Linked DNA regions of Mus musculus: region 1 is linked to region 2. The links are chromatin contacts, found by POLR2A ChIA-PET in ENCODE. All regions are on one chromosome and are shown on one strand. The core of a region is the stretch at or near the end of the contact, and the rest is flanking DNA. Distances in the headings are between cores, read along the strand shown. Region 1 holds the start of Desi1 (desumoylating isopeptidase 1). Region 2 holds the start of 1700029P11Rik (RIKEN cDNA 1700029P11 gene).

The links. ChIA-PET counts read pairs that join two places held with the same protein, here RNA polymerase II (POLR2A).
Region 1: POLR2A ChIA-PET joins it to region 2 with 11 read pairs in embryonic stem cell. The contact joins the promoter of Desi1 here to the promoter of 1700029P11Rik in region 2. POLR2A ChIA-PET finds 5 or more read pairs at or near these places in 4 of 5 experiments (Patski and embryonic stem cell).

Annotation. Positions count from the first base shown.
Region 1 is chr15:82,012,469-82,018,172 of GRCm38, forward strand. It overlaps Desi1 (desumoylating isopeptidase 1), which reads right to left and starts at 3,752. Exons shown (of 6, transcript NM_134095.3): 1 at 3,410-3,752. The coding sequence starts at 3,497. Xrcc6 (X-ray repair complementing defective repair in Chinese hamster cells 6) reads left to right here and starts at 3,901. Exons shown (of 13, transcript NM_010247.2): 1 at 3,901-4,007; 2 at 4,642-4,730. The coding sequence starts at 4,655.
Region 2 is chr15:81,977,000-81,982,876 of GRCm38, forward strand. 1700029P11Rik (RIKEN cDNA 1700029P11 gene) reads left to right here and starts at 3,541. Exons shown (of 1, transcript NM_025503.4): 1 at 3,541-4,564. The coding sequence starts at 3,561. The coding sequence ends at 4,013.

The sequences.
Region 1 (5,704 bases), core at 2,502-5,001, 36 kb after region 2:
ATGTTATATACTTCTAGAAATCCTTACAAAAATAAGTAAACACATTAATCATATTTACTCTGTGTGTGTGTGTGTGTGTGTGTGTATGTGTGTATGTGCGTGTACATTTGTGCACTCACTTTGCACATGGGATGGTGGGAAGACAACTTTTGGGAGTCAATTTTCTCCTTAGGTTCTTGGAATCAGATTTAGTTGTCAGGCTTGGTGACAAGTGTCCCACGATGAGCTGTCTTGCTGGCCCATACAGATTAATTTTTGAAAAAGTTCAAATATAGGTGGTGTGATGGTGCACACCTTTTAATGTCAGTACTGGAAAGGCAGGGGCACGTGGATCTCTGTGAGCTCAATGCTAACCTGCTCTACAAAGCAAGTCCAGGACAGCCAGGGCTACACAGAGAAACCATCTTGAAAAACAAATGAACAAATAAACAGTCAAATACATTTAGGAATGAGAAATCACTATATGGAAACTAACTGAATTAGAGCAACTTTAAGGTCAGTGGTGAAAGGGAAGAACAGAAAGGCGATGCCTATTTTCTACTTTCTTTGGTTTTAATACTTTAGCGCGCGCGTGCGCGTGTGCGTGTGCGCACTCATATGTATCTTTAGCTTTACAAAGTAATGACTATGACTTTCCCTAACTCTTTGTTTTACAAAGTGAATAAAAACACTACAGGAAAAAGGAGAATTAAGTTTGTAGGTGAGGCTGTGATCTCTGATAGGCCAAATTCGTGAAGTTTCGTGTTTGGCTGGTGCCTTTTGGAGCCATCACATCTATTTAAAGGGACAGAGGGGCTAGCCATGGAGCTCAGCGGTAGACTGCTTGCCTAGAGTACTCGAAGCACCTGGGTTCAAGGCCCAAACGCTAGGGTGGCGAGTCTAATACATCACCTGCCTGCCTTACTTCTTTCTTTACTACCACCCTGCACATAGGCAAATTTCAGCCCCAACAGCCAGGCTTTCCGGCTCCAGATCTTGGCTGGTCAACCCTTTTATCTACAACACTAACTCCCTCATCACTCTTATGGAGGGCTGCTTCTTCCTCATCCTGTATTTCCAGCCTAAAAGCCACAGCTTCTGAAACTCAAAATGAGTCTCTCATATTATTTCCTACCTTGCATTCAACACAGATCACGTTTGTTATTTTACACACACACACACACACACACACACACACACAATTTCCTACACTAGCTAGCTCCATGTCTGCAAACATCTTTTCCCAGTCTACCCAGCTTTGTTAAACATTAACACACTAAACATCAGCACTTGCCTAAGCACTTATTTGTTTAATGAAACAACAATATCTAGTGTCTCTTTCAGCTAAAAACATAATTATTAGGTTTTAGGACCAATATAAAAATCAGCCTGGGGGTGGGGTAGCAAGGTGGCACTGACTGTTCTTCTGAAGGTCCTGAGTTCAAATCCCAGCAACCACATGGTAGCACATAACCACCCATAATGAGATCTGACGACCTCTTCTGGTGCTTCTGAAGACAGCTACAGTGTACTTATGTATAATAATAAAAAATACCTTTTTGAAAAAAAAAATCAGTCTGGAGGGCGCTTTATGGGTCAAGGAAACAAACGATGCCTCTCTGTGATAAAACTGAAGACATGGCTGCATTCCAAGGAACTTAGCTGGAACCTGACTGATATAATCTACCAATGGCTCAAACGTTCCCCAAACAAACAACAAGAAGAATGCTTGCAGGTTTTGCTTTCAGATTTGCCTTCCTTTCTTCTCAGGTGTGCGGGAGACTGAGCTCGGGCCTTGTTAAGCAAGGCCTCTACCACCGAGTCATGACCGGACCCTAACCCCCGCCAACAACCCATGACTTAGGTCCAAATCTCTCTCTAAGGATAATGGGCTGGCTACATAAAGAATGATCCAAAACACTCATTAAAAATAACATATTTCCAAAGACTCTGGCTTAGTATCTGTGAAGCATGGTTCCACAATTCGCACATGTAAGACTCACAAAATGTGCACACATTTAGTACAAAGTAGTTTAGGGCAAAGTTTCCTTCCACTCTGTCTGCTACCAGTTTCTTTGGTAGAGGAACCGTTTTGACCTGAGCTTTTTCTCTCTCTCTTCACTTCCTTTCTTCTTCTTTTATTCCCTCAGGTGTGTGTGTAGCCCAGCTTGTTGGTCTTGAACCCACAGCCCTCTTGCCTCAGCCTCCTTAGTACTAGGATCATCGGAGTGTTTCACCCAGTTGGTTCTAATACAGTTTTTTCAGCTCCCCCCACCCCATCCCATCTGACAATGTATGTTGGAAATGAATGCACTTGTTTTTTGTTTCCATGTTAGAGATCAAACCCCAGGGCTTGGAGCATGCCAAGCAGGAACTCTACCAGTGAGTGAGCAACAGCCTCAGTCAGGTATTTGTGTTTTTAACGAACATCCTAGATGATTCTGATGGGAAACCACATTTAGAAACCACTCGCTGCCCCAGGGTTAAAGGATTAGTAAGTTCAACTCAGTGACACATCACAAATGGATGTCCTCAAAACTTGCCTTGCTTCCTTGATCCCTGCCCCTTGTGTTCCTTAAGAAATAGGCCTTCCTCCAATGTCTCCAGGAAACACTATAGCTATTTATTGAATGATGCAAAACTATGTCAGTTTCAATCCCTGAAATCCATTCCTGTCCACCATTACCTGAAATGACAAGCCTGACAAATCCTATATGACAGACATTTTGGTATTTGACTTGAAGTGAAGTTGGACCTACACTGAAGGGCTCTTTTTCTCTCTCAGCATGAAACCATTTGAACTGAGCACAACCGATATCCTCACCGATACAGCATCCGGTCCTCCCCCAGAACTGCTTTCTTACCATCTGGTCAAAAGCAATTAACTGTTGAGCGAAAATTGCATCGTCGGACAGAACGTAATTAGTTCCAAGATCTGGCTCAGGGTGACCTGACTTGACCTAACCTGGAGCCGGCAAGGGCTCAAGCCTTCCACCGCTCTAGCGCTCTCTTCCCATCCACTCCAAGGACTGCAGAGGGAATTTCCTTTTGGCGCGGAGGGCAGTCGCTCCGAGGGACACCAGAGGATCTCGTCTGCAGTGTTGCTTCCACCACCAGGGACACGAGCTGGAGGTATCCTCACTTTCTCTACTTTGAGCTAAAGAAGCAGGGTTCCCTGGCTTCTTGGGGAATCCACCAAGATCAGTCGGCTAGCCCCAGTCTCTAGCTGAAGAGGAGCTTGCTCTCAGCCGGAGCGTGTGTCTCCTTGGCTTAGATCATGAAGCTGGACAGGGGTTCAGGGAATCCCACCTCACTGTCCTTGCCCTAGTGGATCTTTCCTACCACCCATGGGCCCGTCTTCCCCCACCCCCCTCGGTGGATCGCTTCCAGCGGCCACCTGCCTTCTTCCCACTGACCCCGGTCCCCTCACCCAGCATGATGGGGCTGAGCCGGCGGGCCAGGCCCTTGGACAGGTCGTACACGTAGAGCTTCACCGGATAGAGATTTGGCGGCTCCATCAGGACCCGTGGCGGCGGCCACGATGGCCCTCGGGCACCCGGCAGCGGCTTGGACCTTCCGGTACCCGACCGGGGTGGGGAGAAGAGGGAGCGGGGGACCGAGCCGGGGCCCGGCCTGAGGGCGGGGGAGAGGCGGCCCTGCGCTGCTCGCGCCCGGACACCCGCGACCGGCAACGACTACTGTGAGGTGACAGAGAGAGAGATCCCAGAGACTCCGCACGGAACAGGGGGCAGGGGCGGGGACGCACTTTCACGCATGTGCGTTCGGTGCTGACGGGTTTCGGGGGCGGAGCTTCAAGCGAGGGGCGGGGCTTTCTCTGGCCGCAAGCGTTCCAGTTTAGGGAACAGGGGGTGGAAGCGGGAAATGCGAGTGGGCGTGCCCGCTTGAAGGGTCGAAGGGCGTGTTGTGCGTGATGACGCAACGTCGCTGATTGGGCGAGAGACAAGGAGCCCGCGTGGACGTGGTGCCCACCTTCTGCTGTCCCAGTGGCTTGCCCGCCTGCGGTTAAGGTAGGTTCGCCGCACCACATGTGTTGGATGAGGCCTGCCTTGGTGGCTTGCTTGCACGCTTAGTGTCGCGCGACCCCTGGCCTCACCACGGAGCAGCGCTGTCGACCTGCAGGACCTGGGTCATGCTCCTTTCTCCCCAGAAGGCGGAACAGGACTGGTGGTTGAGCCAATCTCTAGCTGAAGGTTGGGGGAGAAATGAAGACGAATGTTTCAGCCAGAGCACCAAGTACCGTCCCAGTCCAGTTGGAGCTCGAGATAGGACCTTCAGTGCTGAGCCGCTATGTTATACCTCGCCCTCACCCCTAGCCATTTTGGTCCTGCAGCATCCTTAAGGGATAGCCAAGGGGAGGTTGTTGCAGCAATGACCCCATGCACATTTCTCTTGCCTCTCCAATGATATGGAGAGCTTTGGAGGAAGCAGGAGCCATCATTCACATTCTTTATTAGTGACCCGAGCATTTAGAACAGATCTAAAGAGAACCCAGAAGTCTGTCTGTCTGTCTCTCTTTTTTTTTCTGGTGTGTGTGGCATAGGTCCGGGTACACTGTAGGAAAGCGCATTACCACAGAGCTACCTGCCTTGGTTTTTTTTTTTTTTTTTTTTTTCATTTAAATTCATAACTTCTCTCACCTAGTGAGCAAACCAACATGTCAGAGTGGGAGTCCTACTACAAAACTGAGGGCGAGGAAGAGGAAGAGGAGGAGGAGAGCCCCGACACAGGTGGTAAGTGGCCTGTGTGGAAGATTTTCGCTGTGTACTTTTTTTTTTGCTGGGAGCACTTTATGTTGTCTGATATCCCTCCCTTTTCTCCTCAGATAATCTAAAATATTTTTTCTCCCTTTGAGTTTTACAGTTATTATTTAGATCCTATTTCACTCTATGAACATTCCTAACCCTATTTTCCTTTTTTTTTTTTTACTAACCACGATAGAGAATTTATTAATCTTCAATAAATGACTCTGTCCATGGTAATATTTGTCACTTTATTTTTTACATATTTTTGATTGTTTAAAAAAATCTACTTATTTTTATTTTATGTATGTGTGTACACCTCTGTACATGTCTGGTGCAAAAGGGAGCCAGAAGAGGGAGTCGGATCTCCTGCTACTAAAGTTATAGGTGGTTGTGAGCCTCCATGTGCATTCTGTGAAGTGAAGCTGGATCGTGTGTGAGAGAGCGTCAAGTATTCTTAACCATTGCTTTAACCACTGAGCAGCCTCCCCAGCTCCTGTTTGTTTCTGAGGCAAGGTCTTATGTAGACCAGGCTGACTTCAAACTCACTCTGTAACTGATGTAGACTTTGAGCTTCTTTTTTTTTTTTTTTTTTTTTTGACTTTGAGCTTCTAATGACTCCTGGGAATCGAGTTAACATAAAAGTGGGTGCATTGGTGGCTATACATCCTGGTCTCTAACTTGCCTCCTGCCTCTTGCCTGGAATCAGCCCAGCTCCAGGCTTGCACTAGGAAACCTCCCTCATGGTGTAAGAGACTCCCAGGGGCTGGAGAGATGGCTCAGTGGTTGAGAGCACTGGCTGTTCTTCTAGAGGACCTGGGTTCTAATTCTAGCATCCCCATGGTGGTTCACAACCATCTATAGCTCTATTTCCAGGGGACCTAATGCACTTTTCTGATCTCTGAGAGTAACAAGCACACACATGGTTTTACATTCATATATATGCAAGCAAAACTTTCACACAC
Region 2 (5,877 bases), core at 2,291-4,790:
AGCTAGGTCAACCTGGACTACAAAATGATAACTTGTACCATGAACTGAAGAGAAGAGAGGGGAGAGTTGTGTTGGCCTTTAGGAGTGACTGTAAAAGTAATTTTTATTATTTATTTATATGAGTACACTGTGGCTGTCTTCAGACACACTGGAAGAGGACATCAGATCCCATTACAGAAGATTGTGAGCCACCATGTGGTTGCTGGGAATTGAACTCATGACCTCTGGAAGAGCAGTTAGTGCTTTTAACTGCTGAGACATCTAAAAGGCCATCAGCCTAAAAGTAGTTTTTATTCTCCTGTAGTAATTGTTGTTTCAAAGGCTTACTGCCTCCATCTGCTAATCTAGGCCTAGTCCTGGAAGCTTCTAGTCTCCACACAATCTTTTTTTTTTTTTTTTAAGATTTATTTATTATACATAAGTACACTGTAGCTGACTTCAGACGCACCAGAAGAGGGCATCAGATCTCATTACAGGTGGTTGTGAACCAACATGTGGTTGCTGGGATTTGAACTCAGGACCTATGGAAGAGCAATCAGTGCTCTTACCCGCTGAGCCGTCTCCCCAGCCCCATCTGCACACAACCTTATCTAAGCCTACAATGTTTTCAGCCTGCTGATTAAGCTCATCCTTCTCTGTTCCTTCTGATCTCCTGCTGGCTCAACTCTGGTATTCTGGCTCAAAGTCCTCTCCAAGCTGACTGATTCAATCTGGCCTCTCCCTGCTTCCAACTTTTTGCTCTGATTGGCCTCGGACTTATCTGTTTTATTCTTCTGGCTCCTTTTCGTTCTGCCTTTACCTGTATCTAGCTTGTTCTCTCTTCAACCTGTCTCTGTAAAACCCTCTCAGTAAAACTGTCTCCTCTCCTTTTTCTGTCTGTGATACTCTTTTTTTTTTTTCTTTTTTTGTGTCTTTGTTTTGTTTTGTTTTGTTTTTCGAGACAGGATTTCTCTGTATAGCCTTGGCTGTTCTGTATCTCACTTAATAGACCAGGCTGGCCTCGAACTCAGAAATCCGCCTGCCTCTGCCTCCGGAGTGCTGGGATTAAAGGCGTGCACCACCATGCCCGGCTCTGTGATGCTGTCTTAAGTAGCTTCCCCTTCCTCTCTCTTCTCGTTGACAGTTGGGCGTATCCTATTCTGTCAAATCTTTCTCTGATTCATCACTTGGCCTGCAACCCAATTAGACATCACTTTCAATTATGGGGTGCTTCCTTCTACAAACTAACTTCATTGTTTTGGATTAAAGGTATGTACTAAGGGCTGAGCCACACAATAACTAGAAACTTTTTTTTTCAATAAATAATATAATCTCAGGGTTCACCATGTGATCAAATATCCTGCAACAAGCAAGAGATGACCCCTATATCATCCATAAAGGGCTATCAATGGTGACTAAGTTTGTGACGACAAACTGTAGGTAGATGTCAGGACTCCATGGGTCTCAGGGACAGATGTAATTAGATTTCTGCTAAGAGTCAGCACTTCTCCTGTTTGGGTGACAGAAGATAGCACTGGTCAGGACTTCCATCTACCAAGTGTGACTCAGGTTGAGGACATTCCTCACAGAGAAGCTCAAGTAGCCTCATTGACAAGGGACTTGGTGGGTGCCAGAGAGATGGAGCACCCACATGACTGACAGGTCTCCACACACTCCAAGTCACACTCAGGTAACCAGGGACCACTTGCCTAAATCCCTGTTGCTGGTGTCAGTGATGCCACATGGCCCTCAGCCCCAGCTGTAAGGAGACACTGCTGTCAGCATGTCCCAGGTTCTCAGTCAAGGTCTCACAGCCTGACAGGACTCAAGCACCATGTCCTGGACTGTACAGGCCAGAACTCCCCAAGCTGAGGTTGCTTCTCAGCCCTGGCCACACTCCTTGCCATACCAGACAGATTGATGAGTTTGTCTGAGCATCGTTTTTGTTTTATTTTGGTCAGCATCACTAATATTCACCAGCATTACATTTGATTTCTCCTGGTGTTGGGGATCCCTAGGCCTATGCTCAGGCAACGAGCTCCAGTGAGCCACTCCCAGGTCATCCTCTCTTACAGCTTGGGGCTGCAAGTCATTCCCAGTGTGCAGCCACTACCGAAACCCCTCCCCAGGTCACTTCACCTAGTAAATGGAGCTCTGTACCCCAGGACAGTAACCCCAGCACACATCATTCTGTCTTCTGCTTCTGTGACTTGACAAAGCACAATCACACACCATCTTTCTGTGAGTAATCACTCAATCACCTCAAGGCTCCTTCACATTCAGGCCTCGCACCAGCTCTTTATAGTCGAAATGTAGGAATGAACGCTGCTCATCCCGAAGTCACTGGTTTTTCTGTGGTTTCAATTACAGTAGATAATCATGGTCCAGAAACTTTACATGGGAAAATTCCAGACATGAGTAATTTGTAGCTTTTGAACTCTTCCATTCGGAAGAGTCTCACTAAATCTCTTGTATTCTTCCCCATCCAGCTCATGTTGGGGACAATAGGGGGTTCTATGTCCCAAATGTTTGTTATTAGAGACATTTTAAGAGTCTATGATGGGACTGGAGAGAGGGCTCAGTGGTTAAGAGCACTGACTGCTCTTCCAGAGGTCCTGAGTTCAATTCCCAACAGCCACATGGTGGCTTGCAACCATCTGTAATAGAATCTGATTCCCTAGTCTGGTATGCATAAAAACAGAGCACCTGTATATATTAAATAAATAAATCTCTTTTTCCCCCCTTGGGTTTTTTCCCCCCTTCTTCTTGCTCCGTTTCCTCTCCCCACCCCCTTCGGCCCTACTTGCTCTGGCCCAAATATTTATTTATTTTATATATGTTAGTACCCTATAGCTGTCTTCAGACACCCCAGAAGAGGGCATCAGATCTCATTACAGATGGTTGTGAGCCACCATGTGTTTGTTGGGAATTGAACTCAGGACCTCTGGAATAGCAGTCAGAGTCAGTGCTCTTAACCGCTGAGCCATCTCTCCAGCCTCCCCCCCCCCCACCTTTTTTAAATAAAAGATTTATTTATTTAGGGACTCTATAGTATCACAGTCCCTGTGTCCAAGGAGGAAGATGGTGGTGCCCCATGTCCCAGTGCCCACATTTTCCTCAGTCCAGCTCCTCTTCAGACCTGCATCATCCCGCGGCATCACGTGTAGCATTATGTGGTACAGTGAGAATCCGAGAGGATTCCACATTCCAAGAATTTTCAAGGAAGCGTTGTTACAATCGTTATGAGTTATTACTAATTATTACTGTGCTTGATTTATAAAATAAACATTGTAGGTGCTGGAGAGATGGCTCAGAGGTTAAGCACTCTTATTATAGCTCTTCCAGAGGACCCGACTTCCATCTCTTACATCTCTGCTGGTTGACTGTCAGCATTAGGTGTGTCATCTAATGCTCCCATAATCTCGGAGGATGTCAGTGCTCTGTAGATATCAGTTAAGGGAAGCTATTCTCCACACACCACCGAAATACATGCCCCGCCCCCAGAAACGGAAGTTGCGTCAGGCCATCCGTTATCTTCTCCTCCGGCCCCCGCCTATCCAACCCCCACTACTGCAGCTGTCATGGCGGCCTGGCGGTTAAGTTTGTGCGCTCGCAGCCTTTCCGCAATTCGACGGCTCCAGGCTGCCCCACTTTGCTGGAAATCCAGCTCCTCCAGGGCTGTGGTCGCCCGGTCCGCTGCGGCCCGAAAGGAGCAGGAAGAACCGACCGTGCAGTGGATGGAGGACCCAGATCCCGAGGACGAAAACGTGTACTTGAAGAACCCACACTTCCATGGTTACGACGACGACCCGAAGGTGGATGCCTTGAATATGCACGCCGTCTTCTTCTTTGGTTTTTCCATCGCCCTGGTCCTTGGCACTACCTTTGTGGCTTATGTGCCAAACTATAAGATGATCGAGTGGGCCCGCCGGGAAGCTGCGATGCTGGTGAAACACCGAGAGGCCAGTGGCCTCCCCATCATGGAGTCCAACTATTTTGACCCCACCAAGATCAACCTGCTGGAGGACGACTGAGTGGGGCTTAAGCAGCGCTACCCTGCTCACTCCCCAGAGAATCTACCCAAGGGATTGAAAGAAGAAAAGAGTGTTACTCCAGCTAGGCCTGTCAATTTTTTTGGCCAAGGGCCCACACCTCAGTAACACTGATTGACCTAAATATGCTAAAGAGATGGGAGGAACAATTATCTCCTTAATGAGAGAATGTATTTTCCTTGGCCGAAACTCTGTGGGCTCTAGTCACCTGTGGGGCCTTCACCTTGTGGTCTGCTTACTTCCTGGAGTTCTAAGTTCCAAAACGCATCTGTTTCTTTTCCCCATCTTTTGAATACTTGCCAATGTCTGGGCTCCCTCCCCCCACCATTGATGTACTGGGCTCTCTTGCTTTATTTGTATCCCCCTCTTCTGCTTCTGCCATGGGGCTGCTTGGGAGCCTCCATTACTAAACTTCATATGTAACCCAAGAAGGCGTGGCTTTCTCCGTATTTCTTCTGGAATCGGCCTGGATTTTCAGATTGCCTGCCCCGCTATGTTTCTTTTAAACTATAATAAAATGGTTCTTAAGCCTCCCTCTGAGTGCATTCTTAAATTATCTTAAATTATTTTTGTTTGGTTTACTATAAGTTATGTATATACTTGTGTCTGTGTGTGGGTATATGTGAGTGCAGATGGGGGTGGGGAGAGGGGCAGAGGCCTCAGATCCTCTGCAGCCGAGTTGAAAATAGAACTTGGGTCTTCTACAAGAGAGCTGTATGCTCTTGCATTGAGCCATCTATCCAGCCATGCTCTTTTTTTTTTTTTTTTTTTTTTTTTAGTAAGATTTATTTTATATGAGTACACTGTAGACACACCAGAAGAGGGCATAGGATCCCATCACAGATGGTTTTGAGCCACCATGTGGTTGCTGGGAATTGAACTCTGGACCTCTGGAAGGGCAGTTAGTACTCTTTTTTTTTTTTTTTTTAAAGATTTATTTATTATATGTAAGCACACTGTAGCTGTCTTCAGACACTCCAGAAGAGGGTGTCAGATCTCACTACAGATGGCTGTGAGCCACCATGTGGTTGCTGGGAATTGAACTCAGGACCTCTGGGAGAGCAGTCAGTGCTCCTAACCGCTGAGCCATCTCTCCAGCCCACAGTTAGTACTCTTAACCATTGAACCATCTCTCTAGCTTTGTTTTGTTTTGTTTGCTTTTTAAATTTATTTTGCTTTTTGTGACATGGAGATTATTCTTTCTGTTTTTCCAACCTAGGAAACAGGTTGAAACAATTAGGTCCTGATAACAGAGCTGGGAGATGAGTTTTGCCTTCCTTGAACTAGAAATGGATAACTGTAAGATCCAAAGTTAACCTGTAAGGCCGGCCTACCCAAAGAATTCCTGGAATGCTGGGAGTTGTAGTTTTTGAAAAAATAGGGCCACATGGGAAAGTAGAGTGTGAGGATCACTCTCTGGAATTTTCAGCTGAGTGGCAACAAAGCATGGGTTGTAGGGGCTTTTAAGGACAAAACCACATGGACACTCCATCCTGGTCAGTATTTAATTAAAGCTTGTTTCAAATTTGGCTCAAAATTTTTTATTTTCTAATCTCAAGATTAATATTTGGAGGCCCCAGTGAGATCAGAAAGACCATTCCACACTCAAATTCTGGAGGCCTGCTTTTTGGTGAGTCATTGAATCCTTTTTTTTTTCCTTTCTCTGCCACTTTGTCTGCTTTCTGGATTCTGGTTATGGAGTACTTTCCTGGGGAGTGGTAAGGACCTGATGAGGTTTATGGACCGCTGCTCAGGACAATATCCCTTGGCCCACAGGTTCACTGGTTACTCCTGGGGAGTTCAGCCAGAGTCACAACTTTTTTTTCTTCTGATTTGCCCAAGACTG